Regions from separate parts of the Homo sapiens genome. Here region 2 is linked to region 1. A link is an interaction called in ENCODE POLR2A ChIA-PET data of the cell type or tissue named here. Cell type or tissue: GM12878. All regions are shown on one strand. Each heading gives the region's core, and the rest is flanking DNA. Links, peaks and the distances in the headings are about the cores only. Region 1 has its middle 22 kb from the start of ADAM19. Region 2 overlaps CYFIP2 (cytoplasmic FMR1 interacting protein 2).

Region 1 (16,367 bases), core at 4,383-12,382:
GGGGTTCCAACAGCTTTTGAATGTATTTATGTTCACAACTTTTGTCTCTATTATTTATTTCAAATTAATTTTTGTGTATGATGTGAGCTAAAGGTCGAAGTTCATTTTTTTCATATGGCTGTCCAGTTCTTTCAGTACCGTTTATTGAAAAGATCATTCTGAGCAGCAACATGGTGGTTGGCAAGAACAAGTACCTTACGAAAGACAGCAAAAAGGGAGCCAAGAAGTGGCTGATCCATTTTCTTTTTTTCTTTTTTCTTTTTTTTGAGACAGTCTTGCTCTATCCCCCTGGCTGGAATACAATGGTGTGATCTCAGCTCACTGCAACCTCCGCCTCCCGAGTTCAAGCAATTCTCATGCCTCAGCCTCCTGAGTAGCTGGGATTACAGGTGCCTGCTACCATGCCTGGCTAATTTTTTTTTTTTTTTTTTTTGAGATAGCGTCTCACTCTGTTGCTCAGGCTAGAGTGCAATGGCACGATCTCGGCTCACTGCAACCTCTGCCTCCCAGGTTCAAGCAATTATCCTGCCTCTGCCTCCCAAGTAGCTGGGATTACAGGCGTGTGCCACCACACACGGCTAAGTTTTTGTATCTTTAGTAGAGACGGGGGTTTCACCATGTTGGCCAGCCTGGTCTCAAATTCCTGACCTCAGGTGATTCACCCGCCATGGCCTCCCAAAATGCTGGGATTACAGGCTTAAGTCACTGCGCCCAGTCTAATTTTTCTATTTTTAGTAGAGACGGGGTTTCACCATCTTGGCCAGGCTGGTCTTGAACTCCTGACCTCAGGTGATCCACCTGCCTCGGCCTCCCAAAGTGCTAGGATTACAGGTGTGAGCCACCACCCCTGGCTGGTTGATCCATTTTCTAAGAAAGATTGGTACGATGTGAAAGCATGCTATGTTCAGTAGAAGAAATACTGGAAAGACACTGGTCACCAGGACCCAGGGAACCAAAATTGCACCTGGTAGTCTGAAGGGTCGTGTGTTTGAAGTGAGTCTTGCTGATTTGCAGAATGATGAAGTTGCATTTAGAAAATTCAAGCTGATTACTGAAGATGTTCAAGGCAAAAACTACCTAACTTCCAAGGCATGGATCTTACCTGTGACATGGGGGAGAGAGTGGAATTTAGCCTAAGTCAGCCTGGTCCCAAGGTTCCTTAATCTGGAACTCTAAGGCCTTTTTAGAATATTATCTTAATTGTCTGCTTGTCTGTTGAATGAAAAGGGATCCATGTAGGCCTCACGCCTGTAATCTCAGCACTTTTGGGAGGCCGAGGCAGGTGGATCACCTCAGGTCAGGAGCTCTTGACCAGCCTGGCCAACATGGTGAAACCCCGTCCCTACTAAAAATACAAAAAATTAGCCAGGCCTGGTGGCAGATGCCTATAATTCCAGCTACCCGGGAGGCTGAGGCAGGAGAATCGCTTGAACCCAGGAGACAGAGGTTGCAGTGAGCCGAGATCGCCCCACTGCACTCCAGCCTGGGCAACAAAAGTGAAATTCCGTCTCAAAAAAAAAAAAGAAGAAAGAAAGAAAGAAAGAAAGAAAGAAAGAAAGAAAGAAAGAAAGAAAGAAAGAGGCTCCATATAATTGGTATTGGAAATTTCTCCTCAGTCATCCGTAACTATCAAACTGTTAGTGCAATCCTGAACTAAAGGTCTTTAATTATGACTTTGTTCATCACAAAGGTTTCCGACTCTTTGAAAAAGACAGAACATCATTATTTCTTCCGACAAGTGCTTCTTCAAATGGGATCCCAATCCTTAAACCTTGCAGGAATATTGACATTGGGAGGAAGCCAGTGCTCAGCCCCAGTTAGTATTTCTCATCTTTAGGTAAACTTCTCCTTTTAAAGCTGTTTCCTGGGCTTTGCTTTTTACTTAGAGAACTTTGGTTACAGAGAACACATGGGAAGGGTTTTGCGACTGTACTAATCAATAAGCTTCAATAGGTGGGATGGAAATGATGGGCTTAAGTGGTCCCTGGAGACCCTCCGTGAGCCAAATGCACTTTCAAGATATCTACAACAGTGGCTTTTTTCCCGTCTCTGTGCCTGTGTCATTTACTATTCCTAGTTTTAAACCCATGTCTCTATTCAGAGAAAAAGACTACCTTGTGCGTTTGTTGCACTTTCTTTGAGATGAAATTTTTCCGGCCTTCAAAGAAAACCCTTTGATTTCCAGCCTCTGAGTCATAGTTTTCATATACTATTGAAATCACTCACAGTCTGTGAAAAAGGATGTGCGGTTATGGAGGAGAACTGTGGCCCAGGAAGTAGCATGAATCATTGAAATGTGGTGCATGGAGAACCACCCTCCATGGGCAGTAAATTCCCTCTACCCCCTTCCTCTGCCCTCAGCATCACCTCCCGCTGCCTGCTCCGGCAATTGGTCTAACATACAGGCTCATCAATATGTGTCTGAGTTAGTTGCCAACATCAATTGTTCGCACCTGTATAACTCTCTGTAGTTTGCAAATATTTTGAATCATTTATCGACATCTGCACCTGTTCATTCAGTAAATATGAATTTAGTAGTAACAGTAATATTATGGGCCCACCATGAGACAGTTCACCAGACATCAAACCTATGGTAATTATCAAGAGTTATAAGTCATGGTCACTGCCAAGATGGAGTTGGTAGTCTAGGGCGGGGATTTTTTTTAACATAATTCAGTGAAATTTAGTTGAATTGTAATGTAAAATGTATTTCCTACTGAGGATCACAGTCAAAAACATTGGAAACACACTGGTTTAGTGGAGGCTATTGTCAAAAGCCCCCAAATCCGTCCTCCTCATGGCCATCAGAGAGTCATAGAGTCTAGTGCAGGAGGCAGCCATATTATTACTATCATTGCTTGTAAAAGTGTTTGCCAGGCACTGTATTTTGCTGCAGAAGCAAAGGCAACCAAACACACATGTCCTCATCTTTATTTTGGGGGCTCCCCATGACCCTCAGAATGAAGGCTCAACACCTTCACCTGACCCAGAAGCCACATCCAGATCTCGCCTCTGACTATCTCTCTGGCTCCCTTCCCCATTGCTCATAACACTCCCCCTCTTCCTCTACAGATGCCCTCCTGACGCTAGCTGCCTGGAAACACCTCTCCGTCTTTGAACACTCAGCATGAGTATCACTTCCTCTGTGCCTTTGCCCCTCTCCTCCAGGCAAAACTAACTGCTTCATGCTTGGTCTCCCACAATTACCTTCCTCATCCCCCTTCTTCTGGCACCCTTTTTTGGGAAAAGGGGGAAGATCTTGCCGTCTCCCACCCCTTGCCACAGGGTGCTGACAACAGGCAGGGCTTGTAGCATAGGCTCCTGATTTTGGCCTAGAATGCCATATTCTGTCTTTTGTAATTGATCCAAGGATGGCATATAACCCAAGCAAGGCCAATCAAAGTCCATGAGCCAATATCTTCCCTTCTGTGTTAAGATGGTTTCCATTGGGTCTCTAAAGGGTCCTGAATATATAGTCTCTAATGTTACAGCATTCTTATTTGTCTACACCCTGTCTCCTATAAATTCCTTCAACACAGGGACTGTTTTTTTTTTTTTAATTTAAAAAGTATGTGGACCAGGTATGGAGGCTCATACTTGTAATCCTAGAAGTTTAGGAGGCTGAGGAGGAAGGATCACTTGAAGCCAGGAGTTTGAGGCCTGCCTGGACAACATAGCAAGACCTCATCTCTATTTTAAGGAAAAAAATGTGTATGAATATGTATGTGTATAAACTAATATGATCTCTCTATAGGAAATTTGTTGGCAATTTCTCTGTAGAAAATTTTAAAAACACACAAAAAAGTTGTTGAACACCTGTAATCCTCTCTCTCCCAAAGGCATTTTTAAACAGTCTTTTAACAATGCAGATACACATAATACTCACATTTTACACAAGTAGAATATAATTGAATGTACAATTTTAAACTCATATTTTTCACTTAGTAATCTACTGTGAAAACGTTTTCATGTTACTAGATATTTTCCACATAATTTTTATGGGTTGTCTATTACTCTGTCATGTGGACGAAATATATCATGGTCTATTAATCAAACTTTTATTAGAAATTTTGGTGGTTTTTAAGAGCCTAGGAAAACAAAAAAAGAAGGAAAAAAACACTTTTTTTTTTTTTTGAGATGGAGTTTTACTCTTGTTGCCCAGGCTGGAGTGCAGTGGCACGATTTCAGGTCACTACAACCTCTGCCTCCTGGGTTCAAGCGATTCTCCTGCCTCAGCCTCCTGACCAGCTGGGATTACATGCATGCGCCACCATGCCCGGCTAATTTTGTATTTTCAGTAGAGATGGGGTTTCTCCATGTTGGTCAGGCTGGTCTCGAATTCCCAACCTCAAGTGATCCACCTGCCTCGGCCTCCCAAAGTGCTGGGATTATAGACGTGAGCCACCATGCCCGGCCTAATAAAACACACTTTTTAAGAAAGAAATTTTGGGGGTTTCTACTTCTATTATGAAAAAGACTAGACACTACAAAGAATGGTCTCTTCATTAGATGATGCTGGATCAGTCAGTTATCTATATGGTGAGTGCATTTGTTATCTATTGCTGGGTAACAATATTACCACAAACTTGCTCCTTAACACAACACACACTTATTATCTTACAGTTTCTGTAGACAAGAGTTTGGGCATGGCTTACCCAGGCCCTCTGCTTCAGGGTCTCACAAAGCTGCAGTCAAAGTGTTGGCCAGCAGCCAGGTGCAGCGGTTCATGCTTGTAATCCCAGCACTTTGGGAGGCCAAGGTGGGAGGATCACTTGAGGCTAGGAATTCAAGACCGGCCTGGACAAGATAGCAAGCCCCTGTCTCTGGAAAAAAAAAAAAAATAGCTGGGAGTGGTCGTGTGCATCTGTAGTCCCAGTTACTCAGGAGGCTGAGGCAGGAGGATTACTTGCATCCAGGAATTGGAGGCTGCAATGAGCTGTGACTGTGCCCCTGCACTCCAGCCTGGGCAAAGAGCAAGACCTCATCTTAAAAAATAAAAAGGTGGTGGCCAGCATTGCAGTCTTTTCTGACGCTGGACCAGGGAAGACTTGCTTCAAACTTGTGTGGTTATTGGCAGAATTCAGTTCCTTACAGGATGGAAACTGAGGGCCTGAGTTAGTTGCTGGCTGTTGGCTTAAGGCTGCCCTCACCTCCTTGACACATGGCCCTCTCCCCAGAGTAACTCGCAACAAGGCAGCCTGCTTCTTAAAAGCCAACAAGGGAGGCAGTCTCCTCCCAAATTGGGTGTTACAGTCTAATGTAACACAGTCATGTACTGTACATACAATCACATACATCAGTCACCTTTGCTGTATTCTGTGGCTTAGAAGCAAGTCAGGGATTCCATCCACACTCAAGAGCAGGGATCACAGAAGAACACAAACACTAGGGTGGAAACTGTGGGGACTGCCCTGGAGTCTGTCTGTCTCAGGAAGGTTCCCACACTTTCTCCATATATGGTAACTTTAGTGTCTCAGTAATTTTTTTCATGGCAACCCTCAGTCAAAAGAAATACCTAACAGTTCTTAATCCCAGCACTTTGGGAGGCCAAGGCAGGTGGACCACCTGAGGTCAGGAGTTCGAGACCAGCCTGGCCAACATGGTGAAACCCCATCTCTACTAAAAGTACAAAAATTAGCTGGACATGGTGGCACATGCCTGTAATCCCAGCTAATTGGGTGGCTGAGGCAGGAGGATCACTTGAACCCAGGAGGCAGAGGTTGCAGTGAGCTGAGATCATGCCACTGCATTTCAGCCTGGGCGACAGAACAAGACTGTCAAAAAAAAAAAAAGAATGAACGAAAGAAAAAGAAATACTTAACAGTTCTATTTATTAAGTAGTTAGATCCAAACAACTTAATGAATAATTATATCTTAACAACGTAGTAATCGTTTGGAAAAAAATACTTGTAAATTGAAAGAAAAAATATTTTGTTTTTAAGTAACCACAATATTGACCAATAGACTGTAGACTGTGCTCCTGTTGAGGACTACACAGTTTCTCAGGTCTTGGAATCAGACAACATCATCATTTTCATTTCCTGATTTCACATGGCATTTACTTTTTATCATAGCAACCTCAAAAAACCCTGCTTTGCAAAAATATCATGTCATTGAAGGGAATGGAGTATGATTTAACATTGAAACTGTGAACGATTTCCAGCTAACAGTTTATATGGTATCCAACAGTTGTCACTGTGCTTCCCTCAAAAAGGTAAAATGTCCCATGGCCCCTCTGTGAGTTTACTGCAGTGCCCAAGGGTGACTTGGTGCACCATTTGGGAAACACGGCCATATGGAAAAAATTATCTTGATCTCTACCTCACGTCATAAAGATAAATTTCAGATAGGTTATAGATCTAAATGTAAAATGAATGTAGTAAAGTTTTTTGAGAAAAACATAGGAGAATATTTTTCTGCTCCTGGGGTGGGAAACAATTTCTTTTCTTTTCTTTTCTTTTCTTTTGAGACAAGGTCTCGCTCTGTCATCTAGGCTGGAGTGCAGTGGCGTGATCTTGGCTCACTACAACCTCTGCCTCTCGGGCTCAAGTGATCCTCCTGGGCCACCATGACCAACTAATTTTTGTATTTTTTTGTAGAGACGGAGTTTTGCCATGTTGCCCAGGCTGGTCTCAAGCTCCCGGGCTCAAGAGGTCTGTCTGCTTTGGCCTCTAAAGTGCTGGTATTACAGGCATGAGCCACAGCACCTGGCCAACAATTTCTTAAATAGGATACAAAAAGTAGTGCTCATAAAAATGATGAATTCTAAGATATTAATGTTAAGAATTGCTTTGTATCAAAGGAGAGTAAGGACGTACCCTGTAAAGTGGAAGAATATATTTTCATATATATGACTGACCAAAGGCTTGTAGCCAGGATATTTAAAGAACTCCTGCAAACCAACAGAAAAAAACAGCTTGCCCACTTGAAAAATGGAAAACAGACTTGAACAGGCTCCTTGGGAAAGGGGATATCTAATGGCCAACAAAGAGATGACAAGATTTTCACTAATCATCTTATTCACTATCAGGAAAATGAAAGTTGAAACCAAAAGTCAGTACCAACACAAACCCACCAGATGGCTAAATTTTTTTTAAAAATGGAAAATGTCAAGTGTTATCAACCATGTGAAGAAACCAGAACTCTCTTACAAAGTTGATTGAGGTATGAATGGATACAACCATTTTCTTGGACTGTTTAACAATATCTTTTAAAGCTGATCATATACTATGACTCAGCAATGTCAGTCCTAGGTATATACCTAAAAGAAATGCAAATATATATTAACCAAAAGAATGCTCACAACAGCACTGTTTGTAATAGTCTCAGTCTAGAGACAACCCAAATATCTATAAATGGTAGAACGGATGACTAAACTGTGGTTCATTCTGATAATGGAATACTATGCAGAACAGACAATCTATAACTACATAAACGATATAGTGAAATCTCACAAACACAAAACTTAAGCAAAAGAAGCCAAGACCTTCCCATATCCCTTTCCCCCAAGTTACATACTGGATGATTCTATTTATATAAAGTAAAAAGAGGCAAAATTAATCTATATTATTAGAAGTCAGGCTAGTAGTTACCCTTGCTTAAAGGGGGATTTGTGACTAGAAGGTGGCAAAAGGGGACTTCTGGAGTGCAGGGCATGTTCTCTTTTCTTTTTCGATAATGTGGGTGTGTTCAGGCCGTGAAAATAGTTGAACTGTTTACTGTGATATGTACATCCTTTTTTTTTTTTTTGAGACGGAGTCTTGCTCTGTCACCCAGGCCGGAGGGCAGTGACACGATCTCGGCTCACTGCAACCTCCGCCTCCTGGGTTCAAGTAATTTTCCTGTCTCAGCCTCCTGAGTAGCTGGGATTACAGGTATGCACCACCACATCCGGCTAATTTTTGTATTTTTAGTACAGATGGGGTTTCGGCATGTTGGCCAGGCTGGTCTCTAACTCCTGACCTCAGGTGATCCGCCTGCCTCGGCCTCCCAAAATGCTGGGATTACAGGCGTGAGCCACCGTACCCGGTCTATGTGCACTCTTTTAGTATGTTTGTGGCACTTCAATTAGAGTTAAAAAAATAAATAACGCTTCAATGAACATCCTGATAGCTATGTTTTTGCAGAAATTCCTGTTATTTTCTTTTGACTGAATTTCTAGAAGTGGAATTGCTGAATAACATGGTTCAAACATTTGTATAGCTTTCAATGTCTCTTATCAACTCTCCAGGGGCTGCTTTTATCTCCTTGTACTTAGCACTTGACACCGTCTAACAGATGTTTGTTGAATGGGTGAATGAATGAAGGCCTTCTTTCAGGTCCTGGAATGAATAGAGGCCTTTCAAGCCTGAGAATGGTGGCTGTCTCTGCCACCTGAAACTTTCTTCCCTCTGTTCTTCATACCAACCACAAACTCTCAGCTCAAAAAACAACTCAAGAGAGCCTTACCCCACCATGCTGTCTAAAGTAGTCCTCCTTTCTCATTCTCTCTTTTAGCATCAATTGTTTACAAATATCAATGTGTAATTATTATATTTTATGTATATGTGTATTTGCTCACTTGCTTACTGTCATCTTTCCCACTAGATGCTAAGTACCGTGAAGATAGGAATGACATGTGTCTTTGTCCACTCTTATAATCCCAGCAGCTAGCACAGTGCCTAGAATGGAGGAGGCCTTTGCATGATTGAGATATTTTCAGTCACAAGTGACAGACCTCTAACTCAGACTAGCTTGAGCAAAAAAGAAAATTATTGGCTCATGTAGTTGAAAAGTTGAGGCGGCTGACTTCAGGCATGGCTAAATCCACAGGTTCAAATAATAATACTAGGACCTTGTCTCTCTCTTTCTCCATACCTCTTACCACTGTTTGACTTCATTTTTTAGACAGGTTCTTTCCTGACATGGCAGCAAGAAGACAACTCATAGCTCCAAACTTATATTGCTTACCATCTCAGACGAGAAGAAAGCAAATTTTTGATAGAGCTGTCAAGAGTCTTGGGGAAGATGCCCATTGGTCCAGCTTAGGGCCATATACCCATCACTGAGCCAAGCACAGTGGGTTTAATGATGCAGTTCTACACCCAGGCGTTGTGTTCTTGACTATTCCTGAGCAGTGGTTGGGGAGGAGAGGAAGATCCACCCACTCAGACCACAAGAGCAGATGTGAGCAAGGGCTGACTTATTTGCCTAATTCTCACTTCAACTTACCACTCAACCAGCTGCAGGAACTCGACTTTCTGAGTGTGTGCAGCCATTAACCTAAAACTAGGCAGTCGAGACCTACAGGTCTTCGAGCTGTTCTCTGGCTAAGTGGAGCCAGCTGAAATTAAGTGCTTTATTGATTGCCATTTTAAACAATAATTTCAACTTTCATTTTAGATTCAGGGGTACATGTGCAGGTTTGTTACATGGGTATATTGCATGATGCTGAGGTTTGGGATGTGAATGATCCCATTACCCGGGTAGTAAGCATGGTATCCAATAGCTTTTTTTTCAACCCTTGCCCCACCGCTTCCCCCTCTAGTAGTCCCCGTTGTCTATTGTTTCCATATTTATGTCCATATGCACTCAATGTTTAGCTCCCACTTATTTATGAGAACATGCAGTATTTGGTTTTCTGTTCCTGTGTTAATTTGCTTAGGATAATGGCCTCCAGCTGCATCCATGTTGCTGCAAAGAACATTATTTCATTCTTTTTTATAGCTGCATAGTATTTCATGGTGTATATGGACCACATTATCTTTATCCAATTTACCACTGGTGGGCACCTAGGTTAGTTGATTCCATGTCTTTGCTATTGTGAATAGCACCGCAATGAACATGTGAGTGTATGTGTCTTTTTGGTAGAATGATTTATTTTCTTTTGGATATATACCCAGTAATGGAATTGCTGGGTTGATGGTAGTTCTATTTAAGTCCTTTGAGAAATCTCCAAACTGCTTTCCACGGTGGCTGAGCTAATTTACATTCCCACCAGCAATGTATAAGCATTCCGTTTTCTCCACAGCCTTGCCAGCATCTGTTGTTTTCTGACTTTTTAATAATAGCCATTCTGACTAGAGTGTGGTATCTCATCGTAGTTTTGATTTGCATTTCTCTGATGATTAGGGATGTTGAGCTGATTGCCATTTTCAATTGGGTAGTATATTGCTGGGTTTTTCCTGAATGCTTTTGCCTCTGCAGTTTATTTAGGGGTTTAGGTGGAGATCTGTCCTTTGTAACAAACATAGGGGTGGAGTTCATATATAAGATTTTTTCCTTTCACAATCCTTATTCTAAATGGGTCTGTTTATACAAGTTTCTTGATCTGTTTAAAGATCACACCCCCACTCTTCCCGTTTTATCCACATCCTTCTCCTGCTTCAACCAGATCAACCCAAAGTTGACTGAGCTAAGTGAAAAACAGGAATTTTCATATTGGTATGCAGGGGTATATCAGATACATAAACTTGCTGGCAGCCTTAGTATTCACAGCCTTGCAGACTCACCACTTCAGACTTTTAATCTGGTTCCCTTTTCAGGATTTGTCCATGACCTTGAGGAAGTCAATTTCCTCTTTCTGGACCTTAGTAGCCCTAGCTATAAAATGAAATGGTGACCCTATCTGCAGGGCAAGATGGTTTCTAAAGTATCCCCTAGGTTTCTGATTCTGGAATTACCTCCTCCTCTCCTTAGCAATCTGGTGATGAGAGGGTCACCTTTAAGTGTGGATTCCAAACTTTGAGGTGGCTGCAAAACAGTTACATGATATGTGGGTCCCAATGCAAAACGAAAATGTGAGACCCTCTTCTCCAAAAATTATTAAGAATTGCAAAATGGCAATACCAGAGCATTAAATCAAGTGTGAGGCTCTCCTGAGAATGATGCCCTGTGCAACTGCCTGGGTTGTACTTCTGGGAAGCCAGCCCTGGGTGCCTGAGCTGATCAGATGTGATACAGAGATAGGTGTTAACCAGCTGCACTCATGTTCCTCCTCCAAATTCTGCATTGTGTTTCCACCATGTTTTGCAGGGATATCAAAATCAAATGCCAGCAAAATAAATGAGTGATGTAGGTTAGGGTTAGTGAAAAAAAAAAGGAGCAACTGATATTGAGCTTTAAGCAATTGTCACCACGGGAGAATTTAGACTTACTATTGTCTGACTTTCTAATTTTTCATAAGAGCCACAATCAGGAATTTTTTTTCTCTGATTTTTGAACATTTGGCAACTGTTCAGAAAAAATATCCAAAATTTGGAAATGAGGCAAAAGAATGACTGCAGTTTCTTTCATTCAGTGGCATCTAAGATCAGTGGTTCTCAAAGGGTTTTCCCTGGTAAATAGCATCTGCATCAACTGAGAACAAATCATCAGTCTGCCCCAGATGTACTAAATCAGAAACTCTGAGGTTGGAGATCAGCATTCTGTGTTGTAATGAGCCCTTCAGGGAATTTTGCTTTAAGCTTAGGTTTGAGAATCACTGCCCTTAACCACTCACTGTCTTTTCTGTTCAGGGCATTGTCTAACTCCAGGGAAACACAAGATTGTTTCACCTGCTGTTTACTGTTTGTGATTAATTAGGGGTCTGACATTTTATAACTCTGTAAAGTTGGATGTTAAATTACAGAAAACGAATAAATTGTCAATGATTTTTTTTTTTTTTTGTCCAGTAAAGCTGTAAACGATTATCGTCTGGTAGAGAAGATAACCCCAAAGAATGTAGTTTTATTGCCCTGTAGGTTATTAACCAGTTTGGATCTCAATCTTATTTTAGAGTTCCTTTTGTCTAGTTTTTCCTGTCCTTTTTTGAACCACCTTGGTGATCTTGCTGGTTCTCTGATTAGTTAATTAAAACCTGGAAAATGCTCACTATGTATTTTTATGATAATTAAATTTTTAACATTTTGAAAATATTTTGGACACAACTACAATCCAAATTATTTTTACAACACTGTGTTGGCCCACAGGTCACCAGCTCATGACCTCTCACAAAGAGGATTCCAGCTGCCTTATTATCCATACAGAAAACATCCTTGACCATTTGCTCCTATTATTCTTAATTTCACCTCCCGCTCTCTCCCTCTTGTCACATGAGGCCATTTGCCTTTCCCCAAACACTAAACACTTCCCATCTCTGTACTTTTGTTCATATGCACTTTTCTGCTTCAAGGCTCAACTTCAAAACCCCTCCTTCATGAAGCCTCCTACGATCCTTGTTTATATCCAATCTCTCTTTTTCTGGGCTTTTCCAATCCTTAGCTTCCGTTCCAGGAAAACACTTGTTTTCTCTTACCATATGTAAAATCAAGTTTGGACTGTCTCCTAGCAATGCTTTTCAGACTTTAAGTAGCAGCCAAATCACCTTGGGTTTTTTTTTTTTTTTTTTTTTTGGATCTTATTAAAATGCAGCTTCTGATTCAAGAGGTCTGGGTGGGAACTGACAGTCTGCATTTCTAATAGGCTCCAGGTTCTGCTGATGCTGCTGGTCTGTGGACCACACTTGGGCTAGTGAGGCTCTAGAAGGCAGGGGCTCTTACCCAGGAACCTCTGTTTCCAGGGCAAGTCATAGCGCTTTGCATAGAGCTGAATGAAAAATTCATGGACCCAGATGTCCTTTGGGTGTGGCTATAAATGCAAAAGGTTGTTGCTCTGAAATCTGTATCCCCACGTCATCTCCGTGGGAGAAAACTCCCATGCTAGGGTTCTATCTTTTTTTCCTCCTTTTCCCTCTTGGAATTGTGTCCTGGCTGTGTGACCTTGGGGAAGTTGTTTACCCCTAAAATGCCAATTTTCTCTTCTGTGAAATGGGATCCTAACACCCAGTTCACATGGCTTTTTGAATGGATCAAAGAAGATAATGGAGTGAAATGTCTGCAAAAGGTTGGTGTAACCTCTAAATCCCACCAGGGCTTTATCTAGAAAGGGGAAAAAGCACCTAGGGAAGGGTGGCTGCTAGCTGAGGAGGGGAAACAGCTGCAGGAAGCTGGCTCCTATGATACATTTTGCATCATTATCTATTAAAAATATTTGACTTCCGGTTTCTAGTCCTGCATGAAAGGAGCTTAGAAGTCACCACTCGGTCGTAACAACAAGTAAAAAGCTTGATGAACTGAAAAATCAGCTCTTCTCATGTCCAGTGGAGAAGTGAGGTTATATGGCAAGCTGCTGCCCACAAAATTGGAGAAACAGATAGATACAGAGTATCATAACATCAGAGCAGAAACCCACCAGCAGGAACCTCCTGGGAGGTGCTGGGGGAAGAAAACTGGAACTGTAATTGACAAACTGCTAAAGACTCCGCTAATTTTTGTTATTTTTAGCAGAGACAGGGCTTTACCATGTTGGCCAGGCTGGTCTTAACTCCTGACCTTAGATGATCCATCTGCCTTGGCCTCCCAAAGTGCTGGGATTACAGGCATGAGCCACCATGCCCAACCAACTGAAAAACATTTTAAATATGATTAATATGCTGAGGGCTTTAATGGAAAAAGAGACAACATGCAAGAACAGATAGATAATGTAAACAGAGAGGAGGGAATTCTAAGAATTAAAAAGAAATGTTAGAGATTAAAATCACTGTTACAGAAATGAAGAATCTATGATGGGCTCATGAGTAGACTGAACATGGCTAAGAAAAAAACCTCTGAGCCTGAGGATGTGAGAATAGAAATTTGCAAAACTGAATAACAAAGAGAAGAAAAGACTGAAAAAATAAAACAGAATACCCAGTAATTGTGAGACAAGTACAAAAGGTACAGATACACACAATGAAAATACCAGAAGGAGAAGAAAAAGAGAAAGGAGCAGAAGCAATAGTGAATTTCCCTAGATTAATGCCAGACACCAAACCACAGATCCAAAAAGCTCAGAGAACACCAGGCAGGATATATGCCAAGTAAACAAACAAACAAACAAAAAACAGGGACACCTAGTCACACACGAGGAATATGTTAAAATGAACAAACAAACGAAAAACTACACCTAGTCATATCATAATAAAACTTCTGAAAATCAAACACAAAGGCAAAATCTTGAAAGAAACCAGGGGGAAAAAAACACCTTATTTAAGGAAGAGCAAAAAATTGGAGCTAGCTTTTCAGAAACCATACAAGCAAGAAGAGAATTGAGTGTAATATTTAAAGTGTTAAGAGAAAATCCCACCAATCCAGAATTCTGTACACCATGGTACAGAATTCTTCAAAAACAAAGGAGAGGCCGAGCACAGTGGCTCACGCCTGTAATCCCAGCACTTTGGGAGGCCGAGGTGGGTGGATTACCTGAGGTCATGAGTTCAAGATCAGCCTTGCCAAAGTGGTGAAACAGCATCTCTACTAAAAAAAAAAAAAAAAATTACCCAGGAGTGGTGGTGCACACCTGTAATCCCAGCTACCTGGGAGGCTAAGGTGGGAGAATCTCTTGAACCTGGGGTGAAGAGGTTGCAGTGAGCTGAGATTGCACCATTGCACTTCAGCCTGGGCAACAGAGTGAGATTCTGTCTCAAAAAAAAAAAAAAAAAAAAAAAAAGCTAGGGAGAAATAAAGACTTTCTCAAACAAAAATGGAAGGAATTTGTTGCCAATAGTCTGCTTGCAAGCATTTTTTTTTTTTTTTTTTTTTTTTAGATGGAGTCTCGCTCAGCTGCCTAGGCTGGAGTGCAGTGGCGTGATCTCGGCTCACTGCAACATCCACCTCCCAGGTTCAAGTGATTCTCCTGCCTCCTGAGTAGCTGGGACTACACGCCCAGCTAATTTTTGTATTTTTAGTAGAGATGGGGTTTCACCATGTTGGCCAGGATGGTCTTGATCTCTTGACCTCATGATCCACCCGCCTGGGACTCTCAAAGTGCTGGGATTACAGGCGTGAGCTACCACGCCCAGCCAATAAATATTTTTTAAAAGTTCTTCAGGGAGAATGAAATTGATAAAGGGTCAGAAACTTAGGTTTACATAAAGAAAAAATGAGCAACAGAGAATAAATAAATGACAATAAAATGGAAACTTTTATTTTTCCTATTCTTAATTCTTCTAAGAGATAACATTGTGTTCAAAATAATAATAGCAACATATGTATTCAATTATAAATGTTTATATATACATGTACATGATTATCTGTCAGAGAAATGAATCACAGCAATAATACAAGGAATGGGAGGAATTAGGACTATTTTGTTATTATAAGGTATTCACACTACCCAGGAAGTGGTAGAGTGTTATTTGAAAGTGGACTTGGATTAGTTGTAAATGTATTTTCCAAACCCTAGGACAACTTGATATGCTAAAAAAGGAGAGAAAATAGAATCATAAAAATGCTCAAAGCCACAAAAGCCAGAGAAAATATGAAAGACAAAAATAGGAAAACAGAATAAGGGCAACAAATAGAAAACAGTAACAAATATGATAGGTAATAGTTCATCTATATCAACAATCACTTTAGATGTCAAAGATCTAAATATATCAATTAGAAGACAGATCAGAGTAGATCAAAAAAGAAGACTCAACCACATGTTGTCCGCGATAAACTCAACTTTAAATATAAAGACACATATAGATTAAAAGGAAAGGGATAGAGAAAAATACACTCTGCTAATACTAATCAAAAGCGATTGTAGTGTAACAGAGCAGACTTCAGAGCAAGGAATGTTATCAGGAATAAAGGGAGACATTATATAATGATGAAGGTGTCAATATTCCAAGAAGACCTAACAGTCCTAAAGTGTATGCACCTAACAGAGAGCATCAAACTATGTGAGGCAAAAGCTGATAGAACAACAAGGAGAAATAGATGAAGGCACCATTATAGTTGGGGACCTCAATATTCCTCTGTTGGTAACAGATAGATAAAGCAGGCAGAGTATCAGTAAGGGCATAGTTGAACCCAATAGTACTTCATTCAACAACAGCAGATTTATACATTCTCAAGATGTCATGGAACATTCACCAAGATAAACCCCATTCTGAGCCATAAAACACACCTTAACAAATTTAAAATAATAGAAGGTATACAAAGGCTGCAGTCAGATTTCAACTGAATGAAATTAGAAATCAATAACAGAAAAATAGGTGGAAAATCCCCAGATACTTGGAGATTTAAAAAAATACTTTCACCAGGCATGGTGGCTCATGCCTGTATAATCCCAGCAATTTGGGAGGCTAAGGCAGATGTATCGTTTGAGGCCAGGAGTTCAAGACCAGCCTGGCCAACATGGTGAAACTCTGTCTCTGCTAAAAATACAAAAAATTAGCTGGGCGTTGTGGCACATGCCTGTAGTCCCAGCTACCCCGGAGGCTGAGGCAAGAGAATCACTTGAACCTGGGAGGCAGAGGTTGCAGTGAGCCAAGATGGAGTTCCTGTACTCCAGCCTGGGCAACAGAGCAAGACTCTTCTCAA
Region 2 (16,367 bases), core at 5,265-13,264, 310 kb after region 1:
CAGGAGTTCAAGATGAGCCTGGCCAAAATGGCAAAACCCCGTCTCTACTAAAAATACAAAAATTAGCCAGGTGTGGTGGCGGGTGCCTGCAATCTCAGCTACTCTGGAGGCTGAGGCAGGAGAATTGCATGAACTCGGGGGGCAGAGGCTGCAATGAGCTTAGATTGCGCCATTGCATTCCAGCCTGGGCGACAGAGCAAGACTCCATCTCAAACACACATACATACATACATACATACATACATACATACATACATACATACATACATACATATCTGGGCTCAAATCCCAGCTTCATCACTTATTAGCCCTTTAGTCTATTGTAAATCACTTATCCTAAAATTCTCCACTTAGTCATCTGTTAAATCATGATAATAATAATAATCTCATAGAATTTTATGAGAATTAAATGGAACACATACACATACTCTTGGTAATCTGTGAAGTGAGTCAGAAAAATAATCTGGCAGTGTCACAACACGTTAACCACAGAGTTACCATTCGACCCAGTAATTCTTGGGTATGTGTATACCCAAGAGAACTGAAAACATATGTCCACACAGAAAAATGTGTAGATTCAAGATTTGCATGTAACACAAATGTTCATAGCAGCATTATTCAAAATAGCCCAATAACTCGAATGTCCATCAATGGATGGATGGATAAATAATATGTGGCATGTCCATACAATTAATTATTTGGCAATACAAAGTAACGAACTACCAATACACGCTACCACATGGATGAACTTTGAAAACATTATGCTGGCCAGGCGCGGTGGCTCACGTCTGTAATCCCAGCACTTTGGGAGGCCGAGGCAGGTGGATCACCTGAGGTCGGGAGTTCGAGGCCAGCCTGATGAACATGGAGAAACCCTGTTTCTACTAAAAATACAAAGTTAGCCGGGCATGGTGGTGCATGCCTATAATCCCAGCTACTCAGGAGGCTGAGGCAGAAGAATCACTTGAACCCGGGAGGTGGAAGTTGCGGTGAGCCAAGATTGTGCCATTGCACTCCAGCCTGGGCAATAAGAGCAAAACTCCATCTCAAAAAAAATAAAAAAATAAAAATAAAAAAAGAAAAAAGAAAAAGAAAGAAAGAAAACATTATGTTAAGTAAAAGAAGCCAGACACAAAAGGTCCATATTGGATTATTTATTTAGATGAAAATAGGCAAATCCATAGAAACAGAAAGTATACTAGTGACTTCCAGGAGGTGGTGGGGTGAGAGGAATTGGGATTGACTACTAACAGGTCCAGGGCATCTTTTAGGGGTGATGAAAGTTAGGTAGTAGCCATGGCTGTATAACATTGTGAATATGCTGAAAACTACTGAATTGTACACTTCAAATGGAAATACACTTTGAAAAAAAAATCACCAAAGAAAGAATTTTACTAGGCCATCTCTTTTTATAAATGTTTATATCTATATTAAAAAATGAACTTTATTTTTAAATCCACATACCACCATTTCATAATATCTTATTAGTATAACAGCAGATCAATTTACTTATGACAGTTCTGTTTTCAGCAGCAAATGTCATTGACAAGTCACACTTCAATGATTAATTTAGAGAACTTTAAAAATCAGTAACATGTTGTCCTTGAGAACAGGGAGAACCAATCAAGCCCGTGGGTCCCGCAGTCATCTGCCTCAGAACACATGTCCAAAAGGGGAAGTGACAGTCACGTAAGGAACACGTGTCTACTTGTAGCACCAACCTGCCTGCCGACGGGTGTTAATTCCGACTCATGCATTCAGTGAATGTTTAACTGGGCACTCATGGGTCCCAGGCTCTGTGCTTTGTGCTGCAAACAGCGCAGTGAACAAGAAGAATGTGAACTCTGCCCTACGGACAGTTTGGCCATCAGCCAGATCTGTCATGCAATTATGCTAGAATGTAGAGGTTAGGATGGTGCAGTGGAAAGAGCCCTGGGTGGGGTCTTGGGAAACTTGAGTTCTGGTCCTCACTCTTCTTGGGCCCACCTTTTAACTTGTAATGTCTTAGTTTCCTTACTTGGAGGTAAAGAGTTGGCCTGAATCATTCGTGTTCAACCCTTGTTGTATATTAGAGTCACCTGGGGAATTTGATGCCTAAGCCATGCCCCAGATTAACTAAATATTTATCCCTGGGGATGGGGTGGGGCACTGGTGTTTTTAAACAATCCCCAGGTTGATTCTCTTGTGCAGCCCACATTGACAGCTTCAGGACTAAGGATCTCTAAGGTCCTTTACATTTCTAATATTCTGAAAGTCCATGACTTAAACCCAATGTGAGTGTAGCTCAAATTTTATGTAGTGACAGATCCAGTGATCACTCAGCCCCCATCTCACCCCAGCAAAGAACCCTCAACTCTTCCATATAGTTGGTCAGTTATGTGGTTTACGTACTTCCCCTCCTCCTCTTTTCTCTGGCTATCCTGTCCTTTGAGAGATTCACCTTGCCCAAGTGGGGACAGGAGACATACAAGAAGATGAGCATCTCATACACCCACATTGCTGCTAATAAGCTACCTTAGAAAGACTGGGGAAGGCACGAGGAAGACACTGTTGACTGAAGGGAGATTTTGGTGTTATCCAGGAATGTCAGCATTGCATGCCACTCATGACTCATGCCTAAGCCACATCAACACTCTCCCTGTGTAGGCAGAATAATGGTCCCCCCAAGATGTCTGTATCCTAATCCCTGGTGCCTGTGAATATGTTCCTTCACATGGAAAGAGGCAATTTGCTGATGTGACCAATTAAGAGCCTTGCAATGGGGGTAGGCGGGTGGTGGTGGTTGTTCTGGATTATCCTGGGGAGCCCAGTGTAAACACAAGGTACTCATAAGCAAAAGAGGGAGGCAGAAGAGTCAGAGAAGGAGATTTGAAGATGCAGGCAGAGATCAGAGTGATGTCACTGCTGGCTGGGGGCCACGAGTCAAGGAATGTAGACACCTCTAGAAGCTGGAAAAGGCAAGGGAACAGACTTTCTCCTGGAGCCTGCAGAAGGAATGCGGCCCTGCTGGCACCCTGATTTTAACTCAGTAAGACCCACGTCAGACTTCTGACCTACAAAACTATAAGCAAATAAATCAGTGTTCTTCTAAGCCACTAAGTTTGTGACACTCTATTAGGGCAGTAACAGAAAATGAACACTATCACTCTCCAACCTAACCCCTCCTTCCGACTGCTCTGTTGGTGTCTTGACCTGGTCTTCCTGGGAACTCAGTCAGTGCAGTCCCAGGTGACTGCTAAGCCAGTGTCCCTCACATCCATATCCTCTTAGCTGTACCCCAGTGCCATCACCCTCATTCAGCCTTGAATGCCTGCAGTGTAGATAACTTTAATTATCTTGACTAATTTATTTGCCTCATTCCTACTTGCAACTCATTCTACATATGACTAACACATGGAATCTGTCCCCCAAGCTGCGTTCTGTTCATATCTCTTTTAAGGATAAAGATTTTTCCATTGTTTTTAATTTTTTATTAAATAAACTAAAGCCTTCTGTTATGGGCTGAATTGTGTGCCCCCCAAATTTATAGGTTGAAGCCCTAACCCCACAGGACCTCAGAATGTGACTGTATTTGGAGACGGGGCCTTTAAAGAGGTAATTAAGTTAAAATGAGGCCATTAGAGAGGGCCCTGATCTAATCTGACTGGTGTCCTTATAAAAAGAGGAAATCTGGACACACAGAAAGAAGGTGCCAGAGATGTGTGCACACAGAGAAGAGACCATGTGAGGATGCAGAGAGAAACAGCCATCTGGGAGCCAAGGAAAAAAGTCTGAGGAAAAACCGAACCTACAGACACCTTGATCTTGGACTTCTAATCTCCGGAACGGGGAGGAAATACATTTTTGCTGTTTAAGCCATTTAGTCTGTGGCACTTTGTTAAGGTATCCAAGCCAACGAATACACCCTCTATGCCCCGACCCTTTATTTGTAGGGAATCTGTAAACAATATCCCTATATGCACTTTACAGTCCATACCAGTCACTCCTCGAAAATCCTTGCCCTGTGCCTTTGCTCACACCAGCTCTTCCACATGGTGTGCTCTCCCCGTCTCATCTCTGACTGGTAAAATTCTAACTGTGTGAGACAGCACGGAACAGGAGAAAGAGATCAGGACTGGCAATCAGTCCTGGATTTCAGGTCCAGTCCTGTGATTTACTGGTTGTGGGATCATGAGCAACCTGCTTATTAACTTTTCTAGGCCTCAGTTTTCTCATCCCTAAAATGGATATAATGATCCCTTTGCAAGTCACAGGGCTGTTATAAAGCTCCAATAATATAATATATGAAAATGCCTTACATATATTTTAAAGTATACTGTATCTACAAGGTATCATTATCCTCCTACAAGGCCTCACACAAAAGCCACTTCCTACATCAAGCTTTCTCTGACTCTCTCAAGGTTCCTTCAAAAACACAGAACTTTGAACTTTTACCATGACATTTACCCTTAACTTCGTGTATTTTTGTTTGTCTGCAAGGCATAGTCTGGAGCAAAGGTTTTGTAGTCAGGCAGACCTTGATCTAGAGCTGTCACTTGTCAGCTGCAGGACCCTGAGTAAGTTATGCAATTTTTTTGGGCTCCAGTTTTCCCCATCGGCAAAATGGATATGATAATAGAACCTACCTCACAGGGTTGATGTCAGGAGCAAATGAGACAATGCATCTAAAATATCTGTATAGAAAAAGCATTCGATAAATGGTAAGCTTATCTATTTCCCACTTGACTCACTGAGGATCAGGACTGGCCCCTATCTGCCCTTGCATACCTCTCCAGCATTTACACAGTCCTCTGAGGGCACCAGCCACACAATACTTATTGAATGAATGAGCAGGGTTTGTCAACACAAGGTTACGGGAGATAACCAATACAGTGCTGTGGTTGGAGTGTGTTCCCCAAAGTTCATGTGTTAGAAACTTAAATCTCCAGTGCAACAGTGTTGAGAGGTGGGATCTTTAACAGGTGATCAGGTCATGAGGGCTCTACCCCCATGAAAGAATTAATGCTGTTATTATGGGGGTGGGTTCCTCATAAAGGATGAGTTTGGACCCCTTCCCTTTCTCTGCCACCCATGTCATGGCTTCTGCCATGATATGATACAGTAAGAAGGCTCTCACCAGATACTGCCCCCTCAATCTTGGACTTTCCAGCCTCCATAATCATAAGCCAATAAGCCACTACTCTTATTTTTTTGAGATAGGGTCTTGCTCTGTTGCCCAGGCTGGAATGCAGTGATACGATCATGGCTCACTGCAGCCTCAACCTCCTGGGCTCAAGCAATCCTCCCACCTGAGCCTCCCACGTAGCTGCGACTATAGGTGTGTGCCACCTCACCCGGCTAATTTTTAAAATTTTTGTAGAGACAGGGTCTTGCCATGTTGCCCAGGCTGGTCTTGAACTCCTGGGCTCAAGGGATCTTCCTACCTCAGCCTCCCAAAGTGCTGGGGTTATGGGCATGAGCTACCATACTCAGCCTAAACTTCTATTTATTATAAATTATCCAGTCTGCAGTTTCCTTGTTATAGCATCACAAAACGAGCTAAGACATATAGTGTCAAAGGTCTATGGAGCCACAGGCAGGGTTTATGGAACCACAGGCAGGGTCTATGAACATGGAATTTGGAATTCTTTAAATTGCAGTGCTGCATGAGAATAAAATCAATGGAAGCCCAACAGAGAAGGGGAGGAGCCCTCCACAGATGAATCAGACTCTAAGAGAGAAAATAATAACTGGCCCTATTTGCAAATGATTTAGGCCATCAGCTTTTTTGAGTAACTGTTATTCCAAAACCAAAGCCAATGTCCCTTTTTCAAGGAACCTTTTGCTCTGCTCAAGAGACAAAATTCCACACATTCATTAACCTATAAACAAGGCAAGATCCAATCACATGTTAACCCAAAAAGCTATAGGAGCTCAAGAAAGTGAGTAGTGGAGACTAAGTTGGGCCCTAACAGTTGAGTAGGATTCCCAAAGCTGGACAATAAAGGGGAACTGTATGTTTCTAGGCACCGACAGGGGATGGCGCAGAATGTAAGAGTGGGCTTAAGCAGATGATTCTGACTGAGGCAGGGGGTTCTTAGAGTAGCTGAGCACATGCCTCTGGTGTGAGAAGCTGCCCGCGGCCCCTGCCAGCCCAGCAGGGAGCATGTCTGCACACGTGGGTCACAGAGACTTACCATGCTGGAGTGGACTGTAGCCTGCTCAATGTACCTTGCAATGCCCGTGACAAATGCATTCCTGTCCTCAAAGTTTGTGTCAAAGTTAGCCTGTGGAATTAGAGGACAGGAACATTTTGGTTGTTAGAAAACAGTTCCAAGTTGGCTGGGTGTCCAGAGGGCAAACTGCTGCCAACAAACAACGCAAGCTCTCTGTGGAAACCTCCTGCTGCGTCACCTTTCATCTTGCCCCTTCCCCACAAAGTCCCACTCTCAATCACACTGGGCAGGAGCTGGTGATGACAGGGTCTGCCGTCTGCTTCCCATCAGTAATCAGGTTCACTCATCTGAGCTTCAGAAGCAGATGCTTAAACTCCACAAGCCCAAATAGCTGCTAAAAGTTAAGATGTGCATTGCTTTGATTCGGCAGTTCCAGAAATACTCACCCAAGGGTGTGGATATATAGGTACAAGAATAATTACTGTGGCTGTTTTTTGTGATTAAAACAAACTGTAAACAACCTACATATCCATCAACAGTGAAAGGCTAAATATATATATATATATATATATATATACATAAAATAGCATATCCATAAATGGACTTTTAAGTACCATGAGGTGGCTAAGCCTAATGTGGTAGTATTGTGGTATTGTCATGGAAAAATATCCATAATAAATTTTAAGTTAAAAAGCCAACTCACAAAGCAATAAATATAGTATGGTTCTCTATTGGTTAAAAAAAAAATATATGTATATATATATGCATATATATACACACACACATATATATGTATATTTGGTAAAAAAGGTATATATCCGCATAGTTATAGAAAAAATTTATATGTTTTTGTATACTTTTTTGTATACTTTTCTGTATTGCTTATAATAAAAAAGATATTTGTATAATTAAAATTTTAATCTGGGTTAGAAGATGTGAATCAATGAAGTTTATGGGCCGAACCTTCAAGCATGTACTTCATACATCTACTGAATGAAATTTAAGAATTTATTATGTATTTATATTTAGTCTCCTGTAGCAATCTGAGAACTATCAAAAGGTCAAACACAGCTAAGACTTTCAAATTAGCATATCCTTTCTTAACATGGCATCTGGCCTGGCACACCCAGACAAGGGGCTATACCGACTCCCGGCCCTGATAGGTCATAGTTTGGAACAATCTGATGGTGGTTTATCACAAGCTTTGCTCTCTTAGGCAAAAGCAAACAACTGTGACCAGCTTCCCTGAGCCATGAGCTGCTATGAGGTGTTGTAGTGCCCTCCTCACATGCATGAAGGAAAAGTAATTACCCAGGCAGGCTCTGGGGTTTCTAAATTGCAATATTTAATTCATGAGGCCAGAGCTGCCAAAACCTTGGTTGGTACAGCAGCAAGAATAGCCTGGAAGGTATTTGGGGTCAAAGCAGATCAACAAGACTTCCCTGGGGGAGGGAGGGAAACAGTCCTGCGGCACATTTAGTAGCTAATCTGTTCCTTATACTCGGCTCTACCAGCGCACAAGGGACTCCATCAGCTCACAACCTTTCACCTTCTAGATGCAGACCTCCCCTTCCCTCTGCCTTAGGGCAAACTCTCTTAGGGGATCCCCAGAATTCCTGGGCCCCCTGGTGCTATCTACCATTTCCATTACCTGGTACATGATGGAGGAAGGTGGAGGCTCGATGCATGGCTGCTGGTCGGGGAGGGGAAGCTCTTCAAGCAGGTCCACGTTGGACAGGGCATCTTCCAGGGTGACGTGCGTGGTCATGGCTGCAGTTTCTGTATTCTGCACTGAAGGGAAGGAAGAGAAGGTCAGTGGAGAATTTCAGGGGCCTCTAAAATTCCTCTTAACCGCACCATGACCAGCATCCTTTGGGAGAATAAAGAGAGTTAAAATGCATTGAGGCCACTTCCACTCACCACTTCTTCCCAAGGTGCTCTCGATGTGTATCTTTTACATCTCAGGATCTCTTTATGGCTAACAAGGTATTTTGTGTGCACTTGGTTGAGCCTCACCACCACCCTCTGTGATCAACATGGAAGGTGGTACCCTATCCATATAACTGATGAAAAATCAAGGCTCAGAGAAATTATGTGATGCCCACACAGTCACGTGACCACAAGCGAGGGACCTCAAGTGGGATGTGAGAACATAGGTCATGGTTAGTTTCTCCACCTTTTGTTCTTCATAAGGATATTTATGAGTTCCACTCTTAAATTACCATGCAATACAATTATCCAGGATCGTGACAGCCAAGATAATCAACTGAAAACCAGAGCCCGGGTTTTTAGGCTAATTAAACTGGGATTAAAATAACTCAATTCCTGCAAATCAACCTTCTTTGCAAAGATGGAGGAGCCACTGTCTTCCTTGACCTGGGTATGTTTTGTGAGCCACATCAAACAAATCAGCCCTAAATGGATATTTCTGTGTCTTAGACCCTGGCACAGCGCAGCTGCTTTGATAGTATGTTTGGCAGGATTAGAAGCTGAAGAGAATCTGAACAGCACAGTTACCCAACTAGAGCTAATTCCTATTTTAAGAACTCAGCACCCAGCAAACAGAATACTCATTTTTCCCCCCAAACATATGTGAAACACTGCTTAAAAACTAATCATGATTTAGGCTATAAATCAGGTTCCCCCAAGTTTCTTCAAAAATGATGGCCTACAAGTCACATTCACTTATTATTAAATATAATTCAAGGAAATTAGAAATCAATAATGCAAATTGTAGCAATAAAATCCCATACCTTTGAAAATTTATAAAACATACTTCAAGGTCATTCATAACTAAAGAGGAATTCAAATAGAAATGATAAGATCTTTAGAAATGAAAGATGGAAAGCACTAATACATGTCTTCAACACATTTAGCTGAAAGAAAAGTGGAACTAAATGAAGTTAATGTTACACTCAAAAACCTTAAGAGAACAAAAATCAGCCCAGAGAAATGAGAACAGAGGGATTGAGAGTTACAAAGGCAGACATAAAGCAAAAAGCAAAGCAAAATAAAACGTTAACAGTAGAGGTGAACAAAAACACTAAAAGCTGAGTTTCAGAAAAATATTATTAATAATAATAAAGCCAACCCTAAACACACGATTAAGAGGGACACAAAGAGAAGGGCCACTGTGCTTGTCTGAGAATCCCTTCCTAACCACCTTCGATCCCAGGGAGTTGTGAGATCCTGGGGCTGGGATTTCTGCTGTGAATGTCAGTGAGTTTGCTTTGCTTGTTAGGAAATACAGTGTCTAACATTAGGGGGGAAAAGGACCATCAACACAAGAATTTGGTCCACGGGCTGCCAAGGACTAAAACAACTGCAGAATATACCTAAGGTCCTGCTGCCCCGAGACTAATACCTGCCTTAGGCCCAAGGCTGGGAGGGCAGACTGGGGCTGAGCCTTCACTGGCTGCTGTGCAGCTAACTAGATTCACATTTCACTGAGTTCTCAAACACACCTTCCCATCACGTACCATGACAACAGCAAATGCTGCATCCAGTGAGGGCTCACTGAGCCCAGAGGTAACTTCCTCATCTGCCCTCTGCAGAAGGCTGGTCTCCTATGGTGGTTTCAGGTCCTCTCCACACCTAAGCTTCTTCCTCTTCTCTCCCCCACAATTCTAAGTGTGGCATTCAGTTCTACAGCAAAACCACTTCACTGATCCATTGAAAGAAAAGAAAAAAAAAAGACTGTCTTCCTTCTTACACTACTACTAGGTCCATTTTACAGGAGGGAGTAATGATTTTACTGGGCATAATGATCTTCAACCTCCAAAGCCCTAGTAATTCTCTTCATTAATTCCAATTATAATAATAGTGAAACATTTCTTTAGCCCTTACTCTGTGTCAGACACTATGCGAAGTACTTGACTATTTCAATCTTGCATCCACCCTATAAAGGTAGGTACTATGATTATTCCCAGTCTATAGATGAACAAACAGAACCTCGGCATTTAATTTCATAGGATCAAGTGCTGGCAAGTGGTGGAGGGAGGTCTGACCCAGGTTTGTCCAGCTCCATAGTCTGAAGTCAGCTTCCTTACTACATACTTCCTTCCAAGGGCTCATGCTCACATTTTGAGATTACACTCGATAAGTGGAGGTTTATTTCATACCAACCTCTACGCTAGGTGTTTTCAAACACTCTGTGTTAATGGTTCTTGGCCCTGCTTGTGCCAAAAAATCATGTGCACAGCTTCTTAATAACACAATGCCTGGGTTCCAACCAGGGGACCAGGAAGACTGCATTTGAAAGGTGTCCTATCTCATTTTCAATAAGGAAAATCCAGATGAAACTTACAAGGAGATACACCATTTCTCACTGATTAGATCGACTCAAATCCAAAAGTTTGACTACACATGCTGTTGGCAAGACTATGGAGAAACAGGATCTACCAAACATTGTTAGTAGGGATGGCAAAATGACACAACTCCCGTAGGAGGAAATCTGGCAATATCTAACAAACTTCCATAAGCATTTTACCATTTGACCAGCAATCCCACTTCTAGGAATCTGTCCCAAAGATGCATTGACAAAAATACACAAAGATATATGCACAAGGCCATTCACAGCAGGACTACTTGTGATAGCAAAAACTGAAAACAGCAAACATCCATTGACATAGTTAGGATACTTGCCCTCACCCAAATCTCATGTTGAATTCTAATCCCCAGTGTTGGAGGTGGGGCCTGGTGGGAGGTGTTTGGATCATGTGGGCAGGTCCCTCATGAATGGCTTGGGCCATCCCCTTGGTGATGAGTGAGTTCTGAGTTCACAGGAGATCTGGTCATTTTAAAAGTGTGTGGCACCTCCCTCCCCCACACTGCCCACTCTCTTGCTCCTGCTTCCACCATATGGTATAACTGTTACCCCTCTGCCTTCTGCCATGATTGAAAGCTTTCTGTGGCCTCCCCAGAAGCTGAGCAGATGCTGGCACCATGCTTCCTGTACAGCCTGTGGAACCTTGAGGTCAATTAAACCTCTTTTCTTTATAAATTACCCAGTCTCAGATATTTCTTTATAGCAGTGCAAGAATGGCCTAATACATCCATTAACAGAGGACTGTCTGGATAAACTATGGTGCCACTGTACAGGGAAATATGAAGCAGCAGGAAAATGGAGTGAGGACCCTCTCTACATGCAACTACGGGTGATCTCCAGGACATGGTATGGAGAGCATGCACTCATTTACCCAGGAGAGGGGGCTGCAGATGTCTACACACACATCTTCTACTTAAAAAACAAACAATGGAAAGGCAAGCCATATGCTTTTAAAAATTAGTTACCTATGGAAAACAGGAAAAGAAGGGAAAACAGTTAAGAGATAGGGGCTAGAATCCTTTGAATATGCCTTATTTTGTAGATTTGACTTTGAAAACGTCAAAACATTTTACATACTTATAAAATAAAATTTAAATTTATAAAAAGTGGCCCCCAAATCGAAAAGTAAAATGAAACAAATGAATGTATATATATGTTGTACTATTGGAGTAACTCCACAGAAAGGGACTATTATTCCAAGTGATTTTAAAATCGAGTGATGTGCTGGAAGAGCCCTGATGGATCACAAAGACATCTAATAAAAGCTTGGTTTTTATTACTTTGTTACTGTTAGATGAGCCTGTGAACCAACCTTTATGTTGAGAATTGGTAAATAAAAGCAAACATTTAACCTGTCTTTCTTAAACTATACCACTAGATAACCGAACTATAGAAGAGATGGATGTTTCTTTCCATAAAAGTATTTTTTTCCTTTTTAACAGAAAAATGATAATATCCTTGTTTTCCAACCTCTACAAACAAATGGATCTAGGCACGGATCATCATCAGCTGTTAACATCCCTAAATGAAAGACAATCAGATATTATGTGCTTAATGATGGAAAAACGCACCAAGAATGCTGGATCCAAAACAAAACACCTGAATCTAATTAAGCCTTTGACGCCAACTCACAGGAAATATAAGAGGGCAGAAAAACATGCTACACCCCAGTGATGTAATCAGCAAAATGCAATCTATGACAAATTCTGCTGGACAAATGACTCAGGACCTCTAACAAATAAATTGCAAAGATAGAAAAGAGAGATGGGAGGAAAGTCTATAGATTTTGAAGAGACTGAACACACTATCATGTGTGGACCTTATTTGGATCCTATTTCAAACAAACCACCATACAAATAAAATTATAACTTTATGAGAAAATTAGAAAATTAGTACTGACTGGATATTTGATAATATGAAGGAAATATTGTATTTAGGTTTGATAATATCAAGGTTATGTTTTAAAAGAACCTATATCTTCCAGAAAGATCTACTAAAATATAGATAAAAGGACACAGGGTTTTGCTTCTAAATAATACTAGATGGGGGAAGAGTGAATAGAAATGAAACAAATTCGCAGTGAGTTAGTAACTATAGATTGTGTGTGACACATACATAGAAATTACTGTATTTTTCCATCCAATTTTATATATGTTTCAAATTTTTCATAAAATCCCCTAGATCAGTTTATAAGCTCCCAGCTCTTATCCAACTTCCCTTTTTTTCTCCTGTAACTAGGTTTCTTCTGGGCTACTCAAACTTAAAAAATACTCATTTACAGACGGGTGTGGTGGCTCACGCCTGTAATCCCAGCACTTTGGGAGGCTGAGACGGGTGGATCACCTGAGGTCAGGAGTTCGAGACCAGCCTGACCAGCCTGGTCAATTTTTCTTTAGTAGAAATCCCATTTCTACTAAAAATACAAAAAAAAAAAAAAAATTAGCCAGGCGTGGTGGTGGGTGCCTGTAATCCCAGCTACTCAGGAGACTGAGGCAGGAAAATCACTTGAACCCAGGAGGCAGAGGTTGCAGTGAGCCAAGATCATGCCATTGCACTCCAGCCTGGGCAACAAGGGCAAAACTTCATCACACACACACACACAAAAATACTCATTTACCAGAATAACCATTAAGTTCTCCTCTGTAGCATAATAGTACCCCTGAACATCCCTTGAAGAGAATCAATAAGTAAGTGAACAACCTACAAAGCAAATAAATTAGGAGTCTGTTTATGTTAATGCTATCTTTCTTCTCCCCTGGCAAATACAACTTCTGTAGTGGATTTCTATGAGCATTGGTAGATCATTCAGTGCCTAAGGGAGAAGGAAATCCGACATTTTTAGCTCAAGTGCTGGTAGGCACTGCCAAATCCACATCAATCAGAAAGGAAAAATATTCTGGAAATTTGAACAGAGGTATAAATGAAAATAAGAACGTACTTCTTTCCTGCCCAAGTGTCCTGCCTGTTACGCAATCTTCCAAGTGAGAATGATTCTTTATATTCGGTCTACGAACATGTGACCATTTCATCATTTTGAAAAAGAAATTAATAAAATATTTAAAAGTTAACAGTGTTCTGGGAGCATCATTTACCAAACACAGCTGCAAATTCTCAGTGGCGGGCATTCATGATGGGTTTAAATGCAGTGTCTTCATAACAAACTCAGTCGGTGGCCTGGTTTCACCAAAAGTAATAATAACATTGGGCACACAAGCAATTTGCTTCTGAGAAGGGGGGGCTTTAGGTGCCCCCCCAGGCAGACATGACTGACAGACCCCAAGCAAGAGGGGGGTGGGTCCCATAAATGCAGGGCGACTGCCAGGAGAACATGGCTTTGGAAATGCAGGTTCTGACATTTACAGCTTAAACCCTGTTTCTCTGTAAGCAAAATACTTGCATTGTCATTATCTGTTTGATTTTTCTGGAAAGAAATGAAATATTAAGACTTTTTACTGAAGTGAAATATTAGGCTAGTGTAGTGGGTAAGCTTGAGTTCTGGGTTTCAATCTGTCATCTGCCACTTATGAGCTATATAAACAATAGCATGTTCCTTAACCTCTCCGAGCCTCAGTTTCCTTACCTTGTAAGGGTGACAATTTACAATAGTGCCTGTCCTCAATGTTTATTTTGATTATATAACTACAGCATGTAGAATACTTAACACAGTAGCCAGCAAAGACATGTCAAAAGACAAAATTACAATAAATTTATAGAATTAATTGTCCTTAATTTGTGATTTATGAATTGAAGCACCTCCTTTCTATACAATAGAATGAAAGCTCCCACTGGGCAATAGCAAAACTGTGGGTTTTGTAAGGTGGGAATAAGAAAACACAACAATAGAAAAATAAATGATTAGTTAACATCAAGTTACTTCAGGTTACTTTTTTGTAAGGATTAAGGCAGAGAGGATTTGCTTATTATGCTGACTCAGGTAGAGAGTGGCATTTAGCATGAGTGACTCCATTTTGATTTGGTCTGGTTTTTAGGGGCCTAGTACAGGAGCTTAGTCTTAAACAATGGCCTCCCATACTTTCGTTTAACATTCGCTAGTCTGTGGCCTGTTTTCAATAGAGAGGATGAATTAAATACTCCAACAATTCTCCTACCAAAAAAAGGAAGGTTTATTATTATTACACTAATATCTCAGTTCTATAGATCTTTCACATTGATTTTCTCAATCACAACTATCCTGCAAATTCAATTCAGCAGGTATAATTTTTGCTGTGTTTCTGAGGACACTGTGTTATGGAGAAGTAAACACTTTTATTCAAGGTCACATGGTCAGCTAGTGGCAGAGGTAGGGTAGAAACAGGATACCTTGACTCCCAATTCTATGCCTTTTCTTCTAGACCACACCTGGTTTTGTACCTTTTTGAAAGGTGCCAAACATATTTTTTTCCCAGTTTGGCTGCTTTTTCCTTCCTCAAGAAGAACACAACTCTGGCAAGCTAGAAAGATTAGGTAATTGTCACCTTTGTGTTTCATGAACATCAAGAGGCCAGGAAATATTTTCCATGTCCGTATGGCGCTCCAGCCAGAGGCTATATAAGTATACGTACACACACACAAACATACTGCACACACATATACATATATATACACATATGTATACATATATTACTACAAAGAAAATATTATATAGATATATAAATATAAAAATAAATAAAAGGGAGATTTAGGTTGTTCCTATTAAAAAAATTTACAGTCATTTGCCTCATAATGATGCTTCAGTCAACAGTGGATCATATATATGATGGTGTTCCCATAAGATTATAATATCATATTTTTACTGTACCTTTTCTATGTTTAGATACACAAATACTTCCCACTGTGTTGCAATTGCCTACAGTATTCAGTACAAGAACATGCCGTACAGGTTTGCAGCCCAGGAGCAATAGGCTATATACCATATAGCCTAGGTGTGTAGTAGGCTATGCCATCCAGGTTTGTGTAAATGCACTCTATGATGTTTTCTTGGCCCCAGAATAAAACCCAAATACTGCTACTTCTTCCTCCCATGCCAGGACAGACATTGCTAATTGGTAATGACTCTATTTTCCACTAAGTCCACAGACAGCTTCAGAATCCTCATGAAATACTGAGCTCCAGGAAGCCACCAGCAATCAATCTGAGTTTGCCCATGAAATAAAACATAACATGCCCTCTCTGGAGTAGAACCATGCATGTGAAAGCTCCTCAAGGTCAGGGACCATTTTCTTACCTATCACTGAAAATGCAGAGACCTTAGCAGAGTGCTGCAAACAGATTAGGCACTGGGGAAGTACTGAATGAAAGAATTCATGAACACACCTCAATCTCCTGACAACATAGGAGAGAGGAGACGACCTGAAGTTGGCCATGTCCTTACTTCTAGTTTTTCCATTCCTTCTCCTTCACTATTAATAACACAGATAAGGCCAGACTCGGTGGCTACACAGATAAGACCGGACTTGGTGGCTACACAGATAAGGCCAGACTCAGTGGCTCATGCCTGTAACCCCAACACTTTGGGAGGCCAAGATGGGCGGATCTCCTGAGGTCAGGAGTTCGAGACCAGCCTGGCCAACATGGTGAAACCTCATCCCTAATAAAAATACAAAAATTAGCTGGGCATAGTGGTGCGCACCTGTAGTCCCAGCTACTCGGGAGGGTGAGGCAGAATTGCTTGAACCTGGGAGGTGGAGGTTGCAGTGAGCTGAGATTGAGCCACTGTACTCCAGCCTGGGTGACGAAGCGAGACTCTGTCACAAAAAAAAAAAAGAAAAAGAGAAAAAACCCATACAGATAATTTAAATCAGCATAGAATACATAGTCATATCCATAAACTGCCAGGATAATTCTTACTTAATATTTTTTTCTAGGGATTCTCTTTTTTGCCACTT

The links. ChIA-PET counts read pairs that join two places held together with the same protein. Peaks named below come from ENCODE experiments on the same cell type or tissue, not always from the same donor. Only the 100,000 strongest peaks of a DNase experiment are listed, where the experiment ranks them.
Region 2: POLR2A ChIA-PET joins it to region 1 with 5 read pairs; 3 of 35 experiments call an interaction of 5 or more read pairs at or near these places.

What each region holds. Positions count from the first base shown.
Region 1 is chr5:157,589,439-157,605,805 of GRCh38, reverse strand. No RefSeq gene overlaps it. Among named protein-coding and RNA genes, the nearest start is that of ADAM19, 22 kb to the right of the region's middle. RefSeq lists an enhancer at 3,194-3,353 and a silencer at 11,304-11,403. In GM12878, for the core only: no CTCF peak of the experiment used is centred there; DNase peaks (open chromatin) are centred at 8,358, 9,155 and 11,386; H3K4me3 peaks cover 695 bases; H3K27ac peaks cover 6,155 bases.
Region 2 is chr5:157,276,918-157,293,284 of GRCh38, reverse strand. CYFIP2 (cytoplasmic FMR1 interacting protein 2) reads right to left here. Exons shown (of 31, transcript NM_001037333.3): 2 at 7,807-7,946; 3 at 6,177-6,266. The coding sequence starts at 7,923. Among named protein-coding and RNA genes, the nearest start is that of CYFIP2, 19 kb to the right of the region's middle. RefSeq lists a silencer at 1,573-1,622 and enhancers at 5,645-6,145, 6,146-6,646. In GM12878, for the core only: no CTCF peak of the experiment used is centred there; a DNase peak (open chromatin) is centred at 9,684.